Linked DNA regions of Homo sapiens: region 1 is linked to region 2. The links are chromatin contacts, found by Hi-C or POLR2A ChIA-PET in ENCODE. All regions are on one chromosome and are shown on one strand. Each heading gives the region's core, a stretch centred on a gene start or an enhancer-like site at or near the end of the contact. The rest is flanking DNA. Distances are from core to core; before and after follow the strand shown.

Evidence for each region. Hi-C counts contacts between places; a loop is a spot of excess contacts on that map. ChIA-PET counts read pairs that join two places held with the same protein, here RNA polymerase II (POLR2A). Pooled maps may share reads with other maps.
Region 1: a loop to region 2 is called in a map of endothelial cell of umbilical vein, with 14 times the contacts of the local background. The contact joins two enhancer-like sites. A Hi-C loop is called at or near these places in 1 of 168 maps with a recorded cell type or tissue (endothelial cell of umbilical vein) and 1 of 50 pooled maps. POLR2A ChIA-PET finds 5 or more read pairs at or near these places in 2 of 52 experiments (HepG2 and K562).

The regions. Positions count from the first base shown.
Region 1 is chr7:138,256,507-138,262,615 of GRCh38, forward strand. No RefSeq gene overlaps it. Among named protein-coding and RNA genes, the nearest start is that of MIR4468, 140 kb to the left of the region's middle. Within about 2 kb of position 1,390, at least 4 of the 41 ENCODE cell types and tissues checked have a DNase peak (open chromatin) inside an H3K27ac peak, as active enhancers do.
Region 2 is chr7:138,334,186-138,340,341 of GRCh38, forward strand. No RefSeq gene overlaps it. Among named protein-coding and RNA genes, the nearest start is that of TRIM24, 120 kb to the right of the region's middle. Within about 2 kb of position 4,291, at least 2 of the 41 ENCODE cell types and tissues checked have a DNase peak (open chromatin) inside an H3K27ac peak, as active enhancers do.

The sequences.
Region 1 (6,109 bases), core at 140-2,639, 81 kb before region 2:
TATTCAAATGTCAGAAACACACTGGCAGAATTTCCTTCATCTAAACTGAAGCAGTCTGGGGTTACTGGAGCAGTCTTGTTGCTTGATGTACTACCCAGAATTCTTTGTCTCACGACCATGAAAATTAAAGAGCATGGACACCAAGGGTGAGGTTGGAGCAAAAGTTTAATAAGTGAAAGAAGAAAGCTCTCTGCAGCAGAGAGGTGGCCCAAGAGGGTTGTCGTTTCACAGCTGGATGTAAATGCTTTTATAAACAAGCTAATTGGGGCCAGGCACTGTGGCTCACACCTGTAATCCCAGCACTTTGGGAGGTGGAGGCAGATGGATCACCTGAGGCCAGGAGTTTGAGACCAGTCTGGCCAACATACAGTGAAACCCCATCTCTACTAAAAAACACAAAAGTTAGCTGGGCATGGTGGCGCATGCCTGTAGTCACAGCATTTGGGAAGCTGAGGCAGGAAAATCACTTGAACCCGGGAGGCAGAGGTTGCAGTGAGCCGAGATTGCCCCACTGCACTCCAGCCTGGGTGACAGAGAAAGACTCCCTCTCTCAAATAAAATAATTAAAAAAAAAAAAAAAGTTGGCTGGGTGCAGTGGCTCATGCCTGTAATCCCAGCACTTTGGGAGACTGAGGCGGGTGGATCACAAGATCAAGATATTGAGACCATCCTGGCTAACACGATGAAACCCCATCTCTACTAAAAAATACAAATATATATATATATATATATCAGCTGGGCATGGTGGCAAGTGCCTGTAGTCCCAGCTATCCGGAAGGCTGAGGCGGGAAAATGGTGTGAACCCAGGAGGTGGAGCTTGCAGTGAGCCGAGATCGCACCACTGCACTCCAGCCTGGGCGACAGAGCAAGACTCCATATCGAAATAAATAAATAAATTAAATTAAATTAAAAATACACAAGTTAATTGGGCAGGGTGTTTCATCTGCATAGGGTACGAAAAACTAGTTAGGGCTGGGTGTCGAGTTGGATAAGGCATGAATTCTTGTTAGTTCCACCCCACCCCTCTAGTGTGCATGTGGGTCCTAAGCCTGAGTTACTCCATATTCTTTCATTTCCCTTACTGCACACGTGTCAGGAGATGGAATTTTCCACCGCCGACGTGTCTGGTTCTACGTAACATTTTTATCTATACAGCTGCAGGCCTGTCTTAGGAAAGCCCCCTTGTGCAAGTTCCCTTATCTGAGTATGCCCAAAAAGGAAAGGAATGTGCTCAAGGAACCCATCGTATATAACTGGAGCTAGCTGGTTGCACAAGAGATAAAGGTGTTGGATCTTGCTTCCTTATCTGCACTTACAGCTTGATTTCTTCCAGGTTGCTCTTTTGATAAAAGGACTTCTACCACGGGACTTGTCCTAACTATTTGCCTAACCAGTTCCTTCCTCTCTCTTCCCTCAAAATGACCATGTTTAACATGACTCAAAAGTCATCAAAAACTCTTTCATTATGCTTCCTCCTGCTTGAGTTTGCAAGATTATGAAACTGCCTTTGAAAAACATTCTAACTGAGACAATGATTACAGTGAAAGAGATCTGACCTAACTGACTCCATCCTGTCCGTAACCTCCAAGCTGTCCTTGTCCATTCTTGGGGGTAGGCCAAACTAACTTTGGGAATAATTTAGTTTATGGTTTAGCTTTGAAACAAAAGTGATAACAGCCATTTCCCAAAACAAACTCCCTTCTTGTCTGGGGACAAGACTGCCTTTGCAGAACTAACAAATTAGCCACAAGATAAGAAATTATGATTTAGGAGTCATGCAGCTGGAGGCTGCAAGATTCTAAACCTACCCAAATTGCTCCTGGGGATAGCATCACTACTGTAAAACCTAAGATCAGTGCTTCAGATATTTTGCAGCTCCTGCACTTGATGGATCAGCCGGCACCACCCAGACAGATAATCCCACTCATCTGGTCTTGTGGCCCCTTCCCAGGAAGTGACTCAGTGCAAGAGGACAGCTTCGACTCCTATGATTTCATCTCCAATCTGAGTAATCAGAACCTCGGATTCACTGCCCCCCACCCACCCACCCACCAAATTATCATTAAAAACTCCTATCCTTGGCCGGGTACGGTGGCTCATGTCTGTAATCCCGGCACTTTGGGAGGCTGAAGCGGGCGGATCACCTGAGGTCGGGAGTTTGAGACCAGCCTGACCAACATGGAGAAACCCCGTCGCTACTAAAAATACAAAATTAGCCGGGCGTGGTGGCGCACATCTGTAATCCCAGCTACTCAGGAGGCTGAGGCCGGAGAATCGCTTGAACCTGGGAGGCAGAGGTTGCAGTGAGTCGAGATTGTGCCATTGCGCTTCAGCCTGGGCAACAAGAGCGAAACTCCGTCTCAAAAACAAAAGAAAACAAGAAACTTTTGTCCTCAAATTGTCAGGGAGATTGATTTGAATAATAACAAAACTTCAGTCGCCCACACAGCCAGCTCTGTGTGAATTACTTTTCCTGTATCACAATTCACCTGTCTTGACAAATCAGCTCTGTCTAGGAAGCAGACAAGATGAACCCGTTGGGCAGTTACAATTCACTTCAGTTTGTTCTGTTGGTTGGTTTGTTTAAGTATGAAAAACATTGCTTTGTTTTTTCGTTTCAGAATCTTTGAGTCCACGTGGAGGAAGGAAGGAGAAGAGGAGAAGACTGTTTTCCAGGATGGAAAGGGAGCCTCGCTTTCTCTTTAGGTGGATTACAGAAATTGGTTGAATTCTCCCTGCCCTGGAGAAAAGTCAATTTATTTTTTATGTTAAAGATTTAGGCTCTTCCTGAGGGCTACTATGAAAGAAAAGTAGGGAAGCGAGCTTTTATTTTGAGAACAAAGAGTGAGCCAAGAGTGTAAAGTTGATAAGAGGGTAGAAGGGAGTAGATGAAGGGGGAGGGGAAAAGAAATGGCCAAAGGGGAACTGGCCAAGAGAAAGAACACTACAGGACCTTGAAATGAGTGAAGAAAATGTGTTATACCTTTTCATCCCTACAGTGTCTACATACTAATCCCCAGAAACTCTGAGTGTCACCTTATAGTGCAAAGGGATGTTGCAGATGCCATTGAGTTAAAGATCTTGAGTTAGGAAGATTATCCTGAATTATTGGTGTGGGCCAAATGGAATCACAACTTTCCTTATAGGAGGGAGGCAGAACTTTGATGTAAACAGAAAAGAAGAATGCTTTACCTTACCAATTTTCTACATGGTAGCCTGTAACTTGACAACATTATAAAACAACTGGCTCTAAATCAACTTGAGTTATATTTTCAGAGCTTGAGGACCCTTTGAAACTGCCCTTCCAAAATTACAACAGTGAGAGAAATCGGACATGGCTGACTCCATCTTGCTTCTAGCCTCACAGGCTGGCTGTCTTTGCTCATTCCTGGGCGTGGGTCAAGCTAACTTCCAGAGAAATTTAGTTTACAGTTTAAATAACATTAGCCCTTACCAAAAACTAAACTGTTCTTGTAAAACTAATGAAAGGCTACCAAGTTAATGAGAGGGGCTTGAATTCTAAATAATTACCAGTCATTATTCCGGAGGTCATAAGATTTGCAACTTCCCCAATTACTCTTGCAGATAACATCACTATTGTAGAACCTAAGACTGGCCTTTTGAGGTGTCTTTTCAGGTTTTTGCATTTCTTTTTTTCTTTTATTTATTTATTTATTTTTGAGATGGAGTTTTACTCTTGTTGCCCAGGCTGGAGTGCAATGGTGCAATCTCAGCTCACTACAATCTCCGCCTCCCGGGTTCAAGCGATTCTCCCAACTCAGCTTCCCCAGTAGCTGAGATTACAGGCACCCACCATCATGCCCGGCTAATTTTTTGGATTTTTGTAGAGACCAGGTTTCATCATGTTGGCCAGGCTGGTCTCAACTCCTGACCCCAGGTGATCCACCCACCTCAGCCTCCCAAAGTGCTGGGATTACAGGCGTGAGCCACCACACCCTGCCATAAGCCACATGTTGATTGCACCACTGCAGTCCAAGTCCAGCCTGGGCAATAGAGTCAGACCCCTGGCTCTTAAAAAAAAAATTTTTTTTTTTTTTAGTAAAAAAATAGAAAACCGCGTGTTAACAAACTATTTTCTTTTAAACAGTTAGCCTCTTAAAAGATTTCAGCAGAGGCTTGTATAGTGGGGGTGCTTGGTAAGAAAGAATACCTTTTTTTCTGGCTAGAGAATGGTATTTTAAAGTTTAGATTTTACTAAGTGAGAAGGAAAGCCACTGGGGAGGTTGACCAGGGCAGTGAGGTGATCTGGGTATGTTTTAAAAGGACCTCCCTGGCTTTGTGTGAAGATGAGACTCTGGGAGCAAGAGGGCAAGCTGCCAGATCTGTTCCTATAGTCCTAGCAGGAAGATGGTAGCACATCAAGGGTGGGAGTGGAGAAGAGATGCAAAGCTATTGGATCTTCATCTACTTCAACTTCATTTACTTCAACGGTGGAGACAAATAGATTTGCTGATGTATTTGCTGTAATTATGCAAATGCAAGGCAAATGTCTTCATTTTGTTCTTTCGATGGAGAGGTTAAATAATGAAGGCTGTTTCCTTGGAGTCTGTGTGTCTCTAAGGCTTGGAGAAAAAGAGCACCAAGATACCAATGGAAGTATAACCAGCAGGCCTAGCACAAGCTGAGGGCTAAGAAATTGTCCAGCCGCAGGTTATAATCTACATTAGGCTTAGACAATTAACTTCTTAATTTCCTACTTTGCTGCCAACTTGTGGTTGCTGAATAGTCCTTTCTTTCATTAGCTGGTTCTCAATTCTCATAGGACTTTCTCATCCTCACTCTCCATACTGCCTATCCAGGCAATAATCATGTAACAGACAGGTCTCAGTATTCACACCCTTGCGTAATTGTAATCCTCTCCCACATAAACTATGGCTGACCTATAAAAGGATATTGTCTATACAAAGAGAGACCTATATAAGGATAACGATAGAGTGACCTATATGAGGAATGTGTCTTTCAAGACTAAGTCATAAAAGATATTTTGGCTTCCAACTTGCTGTTTCCTGGATCACTTGCTCTGGCCATACCAGAAGACACACCTGGGATATACTCAGGCAGCCTTATGATGAGTTCCATGTGCATGTGATAAAGAGCTGAAGCCTCCTGCAAGTAGCCAGCATCAGCTCACCAAGCACATGAGTGAGCCTCCTTGGAGGCAGATTCTCCAGCCCCAGTCAAGCCTTCAGATGACTGTATCCCAGCCAAATCTAGACTGTCATGTCACAAGAGATCCTGAGCCTGTAGCACCCACCTAAGCCACTCTCAAATTTCTGATTCACAAAAACTGTGTGAGATAACAAATCTTTATTGTTGCAAGTTGCAGCAACAGATAATCAATACACCCATGCATTCCCTTTGCTACCTCTGCTTTCTTCAGGGTCAAGGTAGAGGGGAAAGAATTAGAGAAGATAGAACTAAGAACTTACTTAATCAGTGCCATTATAATCCTGTTGGTGGTGCATTCCAAATACTGGCTCTCTCACTGAGATGCAGGTTACAAGTTCTTTGAGAGGTTCTTTTTTTGTTTTTTGGGTTTTTTTGTTTTTTTTTTTTTGAGACAGTCTTGCTCTGTCACCTGGGCTGGAGTGCAGTGGCATGATCTTGGCTCACTGCAACCTCTGCCTCCTGGGTTCAAGCAATTTTTGTGCCTCAGCCTCCTGAGTAACTGGACTACAGGCGCATGCCACCACGCCCGGCTAATTTTTGTATTTTTTTTTTTTTTTTTAGTAAAGATGGGGTTTCGCCATATTGGCCAGGCTGGTCTCGAACTCCTGGCCTCAAGTGATCCACTTGCCTCGGCCTCCCAAAGTGCTGGGATTACAGGCATGAGCCACCGTGCCTGGCCTCTTTGAGAGGTTCTTGCTTGAACCCTGACGTGGGCAATGTACTGTCTGGCTGTATGCTTGTAATGCCCTTTCCCCAACCCTGGCAGCTGCCTCTGATGGTGTGACTCACCATCTCCTATTTCTGAGGTCCTCTCACTCTAGCAGGCTCCCCTCTGGGATAGTCTACTTATAAGATTACCAAAAACCCAGACATCATTCCTTGTCCAATTAACTAACAAGAAACACATGTAAGCTTGCAG
Region 2 (6,156 bases), core at 3,041-5,540:
CATAAAAGAAGTGAAAATAGCCTTAACTGATGACATTCCACCATTGTGATTTGTTTCTGCCCCACCCTAACTGAACAATGTACTTTGTAATCTCCCCCACCCTTAAGAAGGTTCTTTGTAATTCTCCACACCCTTGGGAATGTACTTTGTGAGATCCACCCCCGCCCGTAAAACATTGCTCCTAACTCCACCGCCTATCCCAAAGCCTATAAAAACTAATGATAATCCCACCATCCTTTGCTGACTCTCTTTTTGGACTCAGCCCACCTGCACCCAGGTGAAATAAACAGCCTTGTTGCTCACACAAAGCCTGTTTGGTGAACTCTTCACACAGATGTGTGAGACAATAAAGACCATTATAAAAAAGGAAAAAGAAATTCATCAAGCCATTGCTGCAGCTAAGCCAGCAGGTGCAAAAAACCTTGCACTTTTTTGAAATACCTTTTTGTTTCATATTGAAAATGCAGCTTTTATGTGGGTGAAAGATTGCTATAAGGCAGGCATAGTTATGGACTTTAATATGATTTGAGAAAAAGTAAAGTCATTATAAAACAACTTAAAGCAAAAGAAAAGTAAAGGATCTAAAGCTGCAGAATTTAATGCCAGCAAAGGATGGTTTGATAATTTTAGAAAGAGATTTGGCTTAAAAATGCCAAGATAACAGGAGAAGCAGATTCTGCTAACCAAGAAGCAGCAGACAAGTTCTTAGATACCTTTAAGAAAATTATTGAGGAGAAAGGATATCTGCCTGAACAGGTTTTTTGTTTTTGAGACAAGGTCTCTTTCTATTACCCAGACTGGAGTGCAACGGTGTGATCATAGCTTACTGCAACCTCAAATTCCTGGGCTCAAGCAATCCTTCCACCTCAGCCTCCTGAGTGCACACTACCATGCCCAAATAATTTTTTTTTTTTTTTTGTTAGCGACAGGGTCTTGTTTTGTAGCCCAGGCTGATCTTGAACTCTTGGCTCAAACAATCCTTCCTCCTCAGCTTCCCCAAGTGCTGGAATTGCAGGTATGAGCCATTCTGCCCAGCCCTGAACAGAATTTTTTTTTTTTTTTTTTTAATGAGAAAGACTCTTACTCTGTCACCCAGGCTGGAGTGCAGTGGCACAATCTGGGTTCACTGCAAGCTCCACCTCCTGGATTCAAGCAATTCTCATGCCTTAGACTCCTGAGTAGCTGGACTACAGGTGTGTGCCACCACGCCCAGCTAATTTTTGTATTTTGTAGAGATGGAATTGTTGTATTTCTGTATTTTGTAGAGATGAGGTTTCTCCATGTTGGCCAGGCTGGTCTTGAACTCCTGGCCTTGAGTGACCCACCTGCCTTGGCCTCCCAAAGTCCTGGGATTACAGGCGTGAGTCACCACAACTGGTCTTTGTTTTGTTTTTTTGAGACAAGGTCTCACTCTATCACCCAGGCTAGAGTTCATAGGAGTTATGACAGAGCCAATCATGGAAATCATGACAAAGATCACGGATATGGCACCAAAAAAAATTGAAGGTTGAAGGGTTTCAAGGTATGGATCTTGAAGAAATTTAAGAGCTAATAGACACCACACCAGAGGAATGAACAGACAACAACTTGATGGAGATGAGTGTTTCTAAGCCAGCTCCAAACACCATAGAACTTTCTATGATACAGACACTAAAACTAAAGCAAATGGTAGAAGAAGGAGTGGATTGGTACCATATAGAAATTATTTATTTATTTATTTATTTATTTATTTATTTTTTGAGACAGGGTTTCGCTCTGTCGCCCAGGCTGGAATGCAGTGGTGCGATCTTGGCTCACTGCAAGCTCTGCCTCCCAGGTTCATGCCATTCTCCTGCCTCAGCCTCCTGAGTAGCTGGGACTACAGGCACCCATGACCATGCCTAGACAATTTTTTGTGTTTTTAGTAGAGACGGGGTTTCACCATGTTAGCCAGGATGGTCTCGATCTCCTGACCTCATGATCCACCCACCTCGGCCTTCCAAAGTGCTGGGATTACAGGCATGAGCCACTGCGCCCGGCCCCATATAGAAATATTTTTATAGAAATTAAAAAACAGAAAAGTCAGACAGAAATTACTATGCATTTCCGTAAGTTGCACAAAGTGTGCCTTCTCCCCTGCCTCCCTTTCTATGTCTTCCACCTCTTCCTCCTCTGCCACCCCGAGACAGCAAGACCAACCCCTCTCCTCTCCTCTTCCTCCACCTCAGTGTGCACACACCAAGGATGAAGACCTTTATGATAACTCACTTCCACTTAATGAATGGTAAATTTATTTTCTCTTCCTTATGAATTTCTTAGCAACGTTTTATTTTCTCTAGTTTACTTGATTGTAATAATACATTATTTAATACATATAACATATAAAATATGTGTTAATCAACTGTTTATGTAATCAGTCAGGCTTCCAGTTAACAGCAGGCGATTAATTAAATTTGGGGAGGAATCAAAAGTTATGTATGGCTTTTTTTTTTACTGCATTGGGGGTTGGTGCTGCTAACACCCACATTGCTCAAGGGTCATATATACAGATTATTTTCTTCATCGGGCATTTTTGTATTTTGTATTTTGTTCAGCAACATACTTCTTCTATAATCAGACACAAAATGTACTTTCTTATTTTTAAGATTCTCTAATTTTACTTTTAGTATCTACACACTTGCTGACTCTGTGGCCCAGGCTGACATGCAGTGGTGCCATCTCAGCTCACTGCAACCTTCACCTCCTGGGTTCAAGCAGTTTTCCTGCCTCAGCCTCCCGAGAAGCTGGGACTACAGGTGCATGCCACCATGCCTGGCTAATTTTTGTATTTTTAGTAGAGACAGGGTTTCGCCATGTTGGCCAGGCTGGTCTCAAACTCCTGACTTCAGGTAATGCACCTTCCAAAGTGCTGTGATTACAGGGGTGAACCACTGCACCTGGCCTCCAAATATTTTTTATACTTTTTTAAGTATTACATGTAAGTAGTTAAAAAATTCATACAGCACTAAAAGGCTTCCACCACAGACATTTCCTTTTTCCCCACTGCCTTCCTCCTCTCATCTCATTCCCCAGAACAAGCCATTCTCAACTCAACTGATTTTTCTTCAAATACTTATATTCATATTTCTAAATAAAGTACATATAACATCTTGAGTCATCTATTTTTAACAATATCTATAACTTCATATTATGGTAAATAAAGATGTTGCTCACTTCCAATTATTTTTTTCCTCCGCCAAGTTAACTTTTTATAATTTTGACCCTCATTTCATTTTTTCCTTATTGTGACTGTGACTATGTAAATATTGTTCCCTGTGAGTTAGAGATATATTAAGATTATATTTTCTTTCTTGTATAATTTACTACTTTATCTGGAGTTAATCTGCTGCATTTTTGTGAATATTTAAGTCTTCCTATAATTTCCAATAGTTCTATGACATACTTTAAATATATTCCCCCCCATGATTAAACATGTCAGAAAGTTTATCAGTTTTTTTTTAAAGGTGTACCTCAAATCAAGAGTGTACTGTAGATATGCTGCACAGCCACCATCTTAAGATTTCCGTTTCTCAAGTATACTTTCAAAAAAGAAAAAAAAGGCCAGTCACAGTGGCTCACACCTGTAATCCCAACACTTTGGGAGGCTGAGGCAGGCAGATCACCAGAGTTCAGGAGTTTGAGACCAGCCTGGCCAACATGGCGAAACCCCATCTCTAGTAAAAATACAAAGATTAGCCGGGCATGGCGGCGGGCACCTGTAATCCCAGCTGCTCGGGAGGCTGAGGCAGGACAATCATTTAAACCCGGGAGGCAGAGGTTGCAGTGAGCTGGGATCACACCACAGCACTCCAGCCCAGGCGACAGACTGAGACTCTGTCTTAAAAAAACCTTCCATGTGACTTTTCTGCACTGAATCTCTTGTTTCTCACAGCCTATATCTTTTTTGTTGTTTGTACTTCAGAGCACCTTTTAGCATTTTCCTTAAAACATTTACATGATAGATATCTTTTTTCCTTGATCTTTCTATTTTGAAAATGTTTTTATTCTATCTTCATGCTTCACTGATAGTCTGGAGGATATATAGAATTCTAGGTTGAAAATAATTTTCACTCAAAATTTTGCAAGCATTGTATTATCTTCAAGCTTCCATTAGTACTGTTGAAAAGACTGAGGACATTCTAATTCCCATTTCTTTGTGACTGACTTGTTTATTCTCTCCAGATATTTTCTTATTCCCCATTGTTTGGGATAATTTTCTAGATGAACAATTTTGAATAAAGCAGGATGTGTGCTGTTCATATCTTCTCTAGCCAATTTTTCTTGGCCCCCAGCCCAGGGACTCATGCCAGAGGTCTGAGGAAAGCTGTTATCCTAAAATGTCTGTATAACAATAGAGTGCAGGGAACACTCATTAGCCTCTGTAACACTGGATGGCATAAGTTGAAATAAGCCAATGTTCTCCCTGCTCCAGTCATCTATTGCTGTGTAACAAACCACTCAGAACTTAGTGGCATTAGGAAACATCTTTTTATTTTTTTATGTTCATGACTTTGCAGATCAGTAATGCAAGCAGATCAAGTAGAAATAGCTAACCTCTGTTCCATATGACTGGTACCTCACATGGCTCAGTGGCCAGGAAGAGCTAGGGTGGTGTTATATGTCTAGGGCTCCAGTTTTGTGGGGTTTTTTTTGTTTTTTTTTTTTTGAGACTGAGTCTCACTCTGTCACCCAGGCTGGAGTGCAATGGTGTGGTCTCGGTTCACCACAACCTCCACCTCTCAGGTTCAAATGATTCTCCTGCCTCAGCCTCCCAAGTAGCCAGGTGCAGGCCACAACACCTGGCTAATTTTTTGTATTTTTAGTAGATATGGGGTTTTGCCATGTTGGCAAGCCTGGTCTCAAACTCCTGACCTCTGGTGATCTGCCAGCCTTGGCCTCCCAAAGTGCTAGGATTACAGGCATAAGCCACCATCCCCAGCCAAGGACTCCAGTTTTGACTGTCAACTGGTTTCTCGATTCTTCTCCATGCAATGTCTGCTGAAACTGAATTGTTGGGAGAGAAGCTGAGGCAGGGCTTGCATGTCTGCTAGACTTGCTGGCTCCTTGCTTCTAGCACTCCCATTATCTCAAGTAGCCATATGTTTCTCATTCACTTGATACACTGTTTCCTTTCAACCCCCATATCCTCACCACCTGTTTGTTTTTTTGAGCACCAATAAATAGCATGGGCTCCCAGAGCTCGGAGCCTTTGCAGCCTCCACACTCGCGATGGCCCCCTGGTCCCACTTTCTCTCTCAAACTTTTTCTCATTCCTTTGACTCCGCCAGACTTTGTTGCCCCCACGACCTAGTGTTGGGTCTGATCACCCCAACATTCCTGGCTTCCCAACGTGGGGTGACGAAGGCCCCAGTGAAGAAAGGCTAGAGCATGTGAAAGTGGAGGACACATCATCAAAGGACACCTGAAGACGTCTAAAAGAAGCTCAGCAGGAAAGCTGAGCACTTGGAAGAACCAGGGTAACAATGGGACAAAGTGACAGCAGACATTCTGCTTATTTAAATTTCTTAAGACATTTATTATGAAGGGGGGAGTGAAAGTTACTACTCAGAATTTGTTATCACTCTTTAGTGCAGTGAAGTAGTTTTGCCCATGATTTCTGGAACAAGGGACCATGGAGTTGAATGAATGGGAGAGAATTGGCAGAGATTTTAAAAAGGCATATAAAGATGGAGCAAAAATTGCAGTTTCCATTTGGTCAATGTGGGGGCTAATAAAGGCAGCTCTTGACCTATTTCAAACAGATGATGAGGCAGATTCAGATGAGGAAGAGGAAGAGGAGGACGAGTGTAAAAAACTAACTTCAGATTCTGAGTGTGAAGAACAGCTACCAGAGGAGATTAAAGAAAAGAAAGGAAGACTAAAAAAAGTATGTTTTACTAGCCCATTGGCTTCACCTGCTGAATTAAGTGAACGACCACCTCCTCTCTCTCCCCTTAATGAGTGAGAAAATAAATTAGCTGAAAAACTTACTGCTCTTGTAGTTGCAACATTAAAACCTGGAGCAATTGATGGTGCTATACAAAATTCTATTCAAAAAGCTAGAGCTGAGGGAGACCTTGAAACACGGCAATTTCCCATTACTATAATCTAGCAGGGAGGACAGAATATAGCTAATTG